Regions from separate parts of the Homo sapiens genome. Here region 1 is linked to region 2. A link is a contact called in ENCODE Hi-C data. All regions are on one chromosome and are shown on one strand. Each heading gives the region's core, a stretch centred on a gene start or an enhancer-like site at or near the end of the contact. The rest is flanking DNA. Distances are from core to core; before and after follow the strand shown. Region 1 holds the start of NFKBIZ (NFKB inhibitor zeta). Region 2 holds the start of CD47 (CD47 molecule).

Region 1 (3,438 bases), core at 345-2,844, 6.2 Mb before region 2:
TGGCCCTGTTCACCTGGTCGTGGCTCCAAGCCATGGCCTGACTGGGGACCCTTTCATTTCTCCCCCCCTCCAAAAGAGCGAGACCTGTGGGTTCTGCCCTAGCAATGCTGCCCAGCTCTGCTTTCTGTCAATTTACTTTCTCCTTTCCCACTGTATCTGCCCCAGTGCCCAGTCATTTCTCTCCTGGGCTACTGCAGTGGATCCTAATGGCCTCTGGGCTCCTCATCTTCTCTCAACTGCTTGCAGATTAATTTTGCCTACCTAAAATTCATGTTTTCTCAATGTTTATTAAATAAAATTCCAGTGTCTCAGCTGCTGGAGGTGCTCCACCCAAAGGCACCAAGTTATCTTTTATATTTAATGCCATCTTCTCCTCTTGACAATCGTAAAAGGGGACTATACACTCTAATATGAACCCTCTCCTTAATTCTTTGCTCTTGTTCTTTCTGTAAATGCTGTGGGCCCCAATCCCACCCATCCTTTAGGACCTATCTTAAATGCCACCACCCCTGCAAAGATTTTCCTCCTGACCTCCTTTTTCCTCTACCAGACCTGTTGTTTCTCCTTTTAGGTGGCTCACTGAACTTTGTATCCCTCGTGTTATTTAATCATAATCGGTTTATTTAAACATAGCATGTGTGTACTTAACCTTATCATTCCCGCATTTTTTGCTAGTTGGACTTGAACAAATAGTTGTATAAATCCATTGGAAAAAAGTATTCAAGATAGGAAAGGCCAAAATTACTGTGTTAGTTTATCAGATAGTGTAAAGCTATGCAGAATTTTAAAAGTTATATCTACATATACTACAGCACCTACATGTTTGTGTATTATTTTGCTAAGATGGCTTTGTTCTAGTATTGAAGGATACAGAAGTGTGGCATTACTTTTTATTCATGGCTGCACCTAAAACATTATTTGCGTCCCAGCAGATAATTTGAGAACATAAAAATGCTCCAACATCTCTTTCAGTTCGGGATGTTGCCTAAAACCGTCGACAAACGCTATGTTTGAGAAGGGAGGCTACGCTGGGGCGCCGGAGGAGACAGGCCCTTAAGAACCTTCCAGAGATGCCTTAACTGGGCTAACAGCTCGCCGCGCCGGGGCAGGCAGAGGGGTGCGGGGCGCGCTCCTTCCAGGACTTGCCAGTCCCCAAGAACCAGGCCAACCGGTTCCCTCCACTGACTCCCGCCTCCCTCTGCAGGCCCAGCCCTGCGCCGCGCGCCCTCTCCCCGGGCGCCCAGGCCCGGCGGGGGCCTAGAGGGCAGGGATGGCCCGGGCGAGGGACGGGGTCCCGGAGGCGGGAGGCGGGAGGCGGGAGGCGGGAAGCGGGAGGCTGGAAGCCGCGCGCTGTCGGGGTTTCCCGGTGAAGGGCAGGCAAACAACCGGTCGGTCTGGGCGGAGCCGGGCGGGCGGGGCGAGGGCGGAGGGCGGAGGGCGCATTGCCTCATCCTGTACATTTTACTGGAAATCGGACGCATCCGGAGGAGGGGCTGGGAGGCGGCCCGGGCACCGCCAATGGCCGGGCCGGGCGCCGGGGAGGTCGGCGAGCGCTGCGGCCCGTTAAATACCCTGGCAGTCCCGCGCCGCGCCCGTACTGGCCCGCGCCGTCCGCCCGCCGACAGCTCCCTGAGCCAGCCCGGGAGGCAGCCGCGCGCAGCGAGCCGGTGGCGCAGGTGTCGGGGTCCTCGAGCGCCCAGCCTGGGAGCATGATTGTGGACAAGCTGCTGGACGACAGCCGCGGCGGAGAGGGGCTGCGGGACGCGGCGGGCGGCTGCGGCCTCATGACCAGCCCGCTCAACCTGAGCTACTTCTACGGCGCGTCGCCGCCCGCCGCCGCCCCGGGCGCCTGCGACGCCAGCTGCTCGGTCTTGGGCCCCTCGGCGCCCGGCTCGCCCGGCTCCGACTCCTCCGACTTCTCCTCTGCCTCGTCGGTGTCCTCCTGCGGCGCCGTGGAGTCCCGGTCGAGAGGCGGCGCCCGCGCCGAGCGCCAGCCAGGTACCCGCCGGCCCCGCACCGCTGCGTACTCGGGGCGCGCACGCCTAGGAGGTTGGGAGCGGGACTCCCCAGATGGAGGGTGGCCCCTGCGCCCTCCTTAGAGCTAGGACGTACGCACCTTAGCCATCAATTACCACTCCCCGCCTTGCCCGGGCCGGGCGCCTGCCTGACCTACACGCCCTTCGCCGGCCCGCGGAACCGGCTCCCTCCCGCGGGCCTCGGGGGGGCTTCAGAAACCGCTCGGCCGAGCTCTGACTGCCGGGCGAGTGACCAGGAGATCGCTCGCTCTCTAAGAAGCAGCTTTGTTGAGTCATAATTAATAAACTATGATGAGATTTGGGGTCTGATGTAGGTGTAATTTTCTTCTTGTGAATATTTTAGTGGAAAGCTGTAGCAGAGGATAAGGGTTTGGGAATAGCGTTAAAGGTCATGACTTATTTCTCAGTTTTTATGGAATTTTTCAGTAAAAAGACTTGACCGTCAAAGAAAAGGAAACTGCTGTTATCAAGGTGAAGCCGGGCTGAAAACCAACTCAAGTTATGCCTTTAGTTTGGCGAGTTTCGGAAGTCTGCCCGGAATTTTTGCGGTCTTGTTTTTGTTGTGTGTGCCTTAAAAAAAATGGATAAGCCATATCTAGCAGAGAAAGACGTAATGTTATCTTTCATGGGCTGCGAATTGGTTTCCTTTCTTAGTGAACCGAGTTGCATAATTTGGGGGAAAACAGGATGCCCCTGTGGGTAGGCTAGAAAAACGCCTCGATAATTGAACGTTGAGAGTAATTAGCATGATTTTAAAGAACGTCTCTTTCCGGTGTTTCCCACTCTTAGCCACTCCTGTTTTGGTTGTCATTTATTTTAAAAAGTGATATCTCATTTTCATTTTAAGTCATTTAAAATCATGCGAAAAGCGATTTAAACCACTGCGTAGCAGATCCAGAAAGAATATGTGTTTAGGACCTTTTCTTACCCACTTGGCCTTCATCTGGCTGAAACTGTTCTGCTGGTCCCTTGGTTTACCACACAGCCACAGGGGATTTCTGAAACTGCATTTTTTTCTTTCTGTGACGTTGGATTATGAACTGCTGTCATTCCAGAAAAATGCTGTGTTAGATTCTGGCAATTCTGGTATCTCTTGAAATCCCTAAACTTAAAAATAAAGCCAACTAATGTTTCACTTACCCTATCATTGAACTGTTTATCTCATGTATTTATGATAGATACAGATGTTCAAATTATGCGTTGTTTCTTGCCCCATCTTATTTTTGTACACTTGATGGAGCGGCTGAATTATTCATTTCCTGACTTTGTGAATTTGTGTTCAACACACATACTAAGAGGTTGTGACATAATAGTGATCAGAAGTGGAGTACTGTACTTGTATACCAAATGCTAAAGTGTATTTCAAAGTTTAAAAGTGAAACAAGCATATTTCCTTTTTACT
Region 2 (3,754 bases), core at 445-2,944:
TACTAAAGAAGGCCTAACATAAATCCTATCACTCAAAGTACCATTCCAACAGTTCTAAACTACGTGATTTAAATCTAACCTACCTGTTTTAAAAATAGTATATGGTTTATACTTTTTACTTTTTAGGCAGTTTGAATAAATGATACTGTATCACTTCATATCTGGTTCAATATGAAGGCGTTCTGAAATTATTATGCGATTATACAACACATCTCTGAAAGCAGTATTATTTTAGCTATAATGATAGTAAAGGCAACAAGCATACTAAACGTGATGACAGGAAACACTAACATCAACCATTTAGATAACGGAGACCTGGATTCACAGTCCCAACATCCAGGATGCTCGGGGAGGGAGGAAAGTGGTAAGCAGAGACTTAAGGGCATCTTGGAAATACCTAAAGTCACAAGCCTTTAGGAACGGCACACCGAGGCTAATAATCAGTTTAAAATCGAATTAATTTAGCATTCTAGAATAAATGTAACAATTGCTGTCACTGGTGCTCAAGCTGAATTCTGAATCTTATAAAAGTTCACAAAAGGCTCTATGGATGTGAAGTGTGACAGGCACTCACTGTAGAGCTACGAATGTTTCTATTCCTTGCTCAGTTTTTACAGACGAAGCACACGTTTTACAAAAGCGAAATGGATTCCAAAAGCTCGGGGTGGGGGTGGGGGGGTGGAGGTTCTTTGGCGTCGAAAAACACCAAATCCCATTCTGCTGCACATGTTTTGACTGGAGGTTACTGTCTTCCTATTTCAGGCGAAAACCAGATTACTTTTAAAACGGTTCCCCCAAATAAAGTGGGAAAAACTTCAACGTACAATTTAGAATGTATGCAAGTGGCTGATGGGGCGTGAGGGTCACGAGAAAGGAAGAGTTTCCAGCAAGCTTATTTTTAGGATTAAAAACGACAGCAAAAATTACACGGCCGGAAGATTCTTCTGATTGAATGCTGAGTTGAAAATGAAACTTAATTGTGTCCTTTACGTCCTCTTCGCTCCTATGTTCATGTGGGAGGCAAACGGCAGAAACCCCTTCTCACCGACTTCGCCAAAATGCGCACTTCCATCGCAAGAGGCCCGGGCCCTCCCACTCTCCCTCCCTCAACCCCAAATGCGTCTAAGCACTGAGAAGGGAGAGGGGTGCGAAAGAAGGGGATCCCTAGCAGCTGCAGCCCCTTGCCTCTGATCGCGCCCTTTCTTGCTAGTTAATTTTTGCGCGAGGTGCGCGGTTTGGAGTCTTCCTGTGTGTGTGCATTTGGAGATGGAGAACCGGGTGGAGGAGATGAGCCCCGCTCTCACCCAGGGGGAAGAAGACGACCAGGGAAAGGAAGGGAGGAAGAAGGGGGGCGCCCGATTCCCCGTGGGGCCCTCCCACGTCTGCACTTCGGGCGCTCAGGGCCCGAGTGTTCTGCGCCCCGGCCACCCTCTTCAGGGCGCCGCCGGGCTGGCTGGGGCGCAGCCCACACGCCCGCGGGGGCGAAGCGACAGCAGCCGCAGGGCTGGGAGCGAGGAGCCACTCACCGCAGCACGCCGAGCCCAGCAACAGCGCCGCTACCAGGGGCCACATCTCCGCGCCCGCCGCGGGGTCGCCGCCGCCGCCGCAGGTGTCCGGAGCAGCAGCCGCCGCCGCCGTTACAGGCAGGACCGACCGCCGCCGCGCGTCACAGGCAGGACCCACTGCCCAGGCTGCACGGCCGCGCGCACGCGCGCTCCCACTGCTTCCCGCCCGCTCCCCCGCCTGCTCCCCGCCCGCGAGAGCCGCGCACGCGCACTCGGCCCCGCCCCGCAACCGCTGCTGTTGACGCGGCGCCCTCCCCAGTCGCAGGCTCCAGACCCGGGGCCCGCCTGCCCGCTCCACGGAGGCCGGATGCCTGCTCCAGGGCGGTGGCACGCGCCGCGCTTCCAGGTCACGTCCTGTCGCACCCGCCCGCCCCTGGGGTCCGCGTGCTCGCCCGCCGCAGGAGGCTGAACCCTGTGTTCCCACGCTCGCCGGGGACCTCATTGCACCCGTTCCTGTCCGCGGGTCGGTTCCTGCCTTTCGCGCGGCGCTGGGCCCCACTGTCCTCTCTCTCTACTTTTCTCCTCTTTGCTTTCACTCCCACCCTCGCGCTTCAGGGGCCGGGTCCCGTCCCGCCCCAGCCCGCGTCTCTCCCTGGACCCGACGTCCGGCTGCGCGCGTGGACCAGGACACCTAGGCTTTCACCAGCGCCCGTTTCCTCCGGACGCGGCCGTCTAGCGCCGAAGCGGTCCCTGAGCCCGAGGCCGCCACGCCCAGGGCAGGGCGGTGGTCGGGTACCTGCCCGCAGGGAGCTTCCACTCGCCCCTCGCGGGCTCTGCGTTCGGCTCGTCTACTCGCTCTGCTCTTCCCTATGCGGTTCTCTTCCCTCTTTCTCACTTGGTTCTTTAGTGTTTTCATCCTCTGATCAGGGTTAATCAAACAAGTTCCATTCACGGTGGTAAACATTGTTACCTGTGAACACCGCCACCACCGGGACTAGCGAGCATTGTCGCAAACAGGCATTAGCAGCGTATCCAACACATCCCCACCAGCAAGGTTATTGAGCTTGGTTTGTGACTGCCCCATGTGCAGCCCTCTGCGCTGCGCTTGGGTTTAACATGCTTGAAAAATGGGTTCGAAATGTGGCCGCAAGCCACAATAGGGACAAGGCTTTTGAATTTATCGCTGAATCACACAGGCCACATCATTCATCCTGAAGCAAAAGTCTTTTAAAGATACTTTTAACCGTTATCCTAACTGATGTACTCTCTTATCAAAAAGTCAGGCTCTGGTGGCTGCTCTAATGGAGTGCACATCCTGTCCACCTCCTTGATTGTTTTCCTCCTACCTCCTGGGAAAGAAAGCAATTTCCCACCACAATACCCCACTTCTCCAAATCCTCTACACAGTGCGGCTCCTCCCAAGCATCCCATTGCCACAGAAATAAAATCCAGCGTATGAAAGTGGCACTGTCTATGACACTCTGTACCAGTGTATTGTATACTATCGAGCTTCTTCCTGTAATTGCTTTTTTGTGTGAACCTCTTCCCCACAGCATTATCAATTCTTTTAAATCCGAGAGCATTTTAAGTATTCCCTCCTCCAAGACTTTCCATTGAGCTCGGCAAACAGAAGGGGTTTAATAAATGTGTTGATGCGGCGTGAGGCAGGCATTGCTCTAGTGAAATTTGATTGCTTTTTTAATGATTGAAAAATAAAAACAATTGCCTGGCAGACATCTCACTAAAACAATGGTTAATAATTATGGTGGTAATGATTTGAATGGCAGCCTTGACACCCCGAGGCAACCAAAGGGACTCATCGATTCTCCTCCAACTGCTGCTTATGTGGATACAAAAGAATCATCCACCAGACTTTGAGCATTAGGGACATTGTGTATCACAGAGCAGCTGGTTGGCTAAATAAGGCTGTCAGCTGTCCCTGATACCAACCAACCCCCCTAAAGCTGAAGAGTGACTAGAAAGGACTGTCCCCAACCTTCAGAGGTGGAGATCGGGTGATGTTCTGTTTTACACTGGGAGCTACTGAGCTATATGCTTAACGTCTTTTTGTGCAGAAAATGGAATGAGAGGCCACCTGGGTGACCACTGCTGCTCTTGGGAATCTAGCTGGGGTATGTTTTGGTGGTGGGGCAAAAGCAGGCATATCCCAGGAGAGACAGTCCAAAGCAGCCTGCCTAGGTTTGATTATCCTCTCTCTGAGATAACCTTAAGCTCTTTTCAGTATTTAA

What was found. A loop is a pair of places that touch in the nucleus more often than their neighbours do. Pooled maps may share reads with other maps.
Region 1: a loop to region 2 is called in a pooled map, with 10 times the contacts of the local background. The contact joins the promoter of NFKBIZ here to the promoter of CD47 in region 2. A Hi-C loop is called at or near these places in 7 of 50 pooled maps.

What each region holds. Positions count from the first base shown.
Region 1 is chr3:101,847,920-101,851,357 of GRCh38, forward strand. It overlaps NFKBIZ (NFKB inhibitor zeta), which reads left to right and starts at 1,595. Exons shown (of 12, transcript NM_031419.4): 1 at 1,595-1,998. The coding sequence starts at 1,710. RefSeq lists enhancers at 654-1,491, 1,286-1,580 and silencers at 1,074-2,273, 1,322-1,493.
Region 2 is chr3:108,089,337-108,093,090 of GRCh38, forward strand. CD47 (CD47 molecule) reads right to left here and starts at 1,695. Exons shown (of 11, transcript NM_001777.4): 1 at 1,527-1,695. The coding sequence starts at 1,572. RefSeq lists silencers at 1,419-2,168, 2,189-2,238, 2,249-2,308.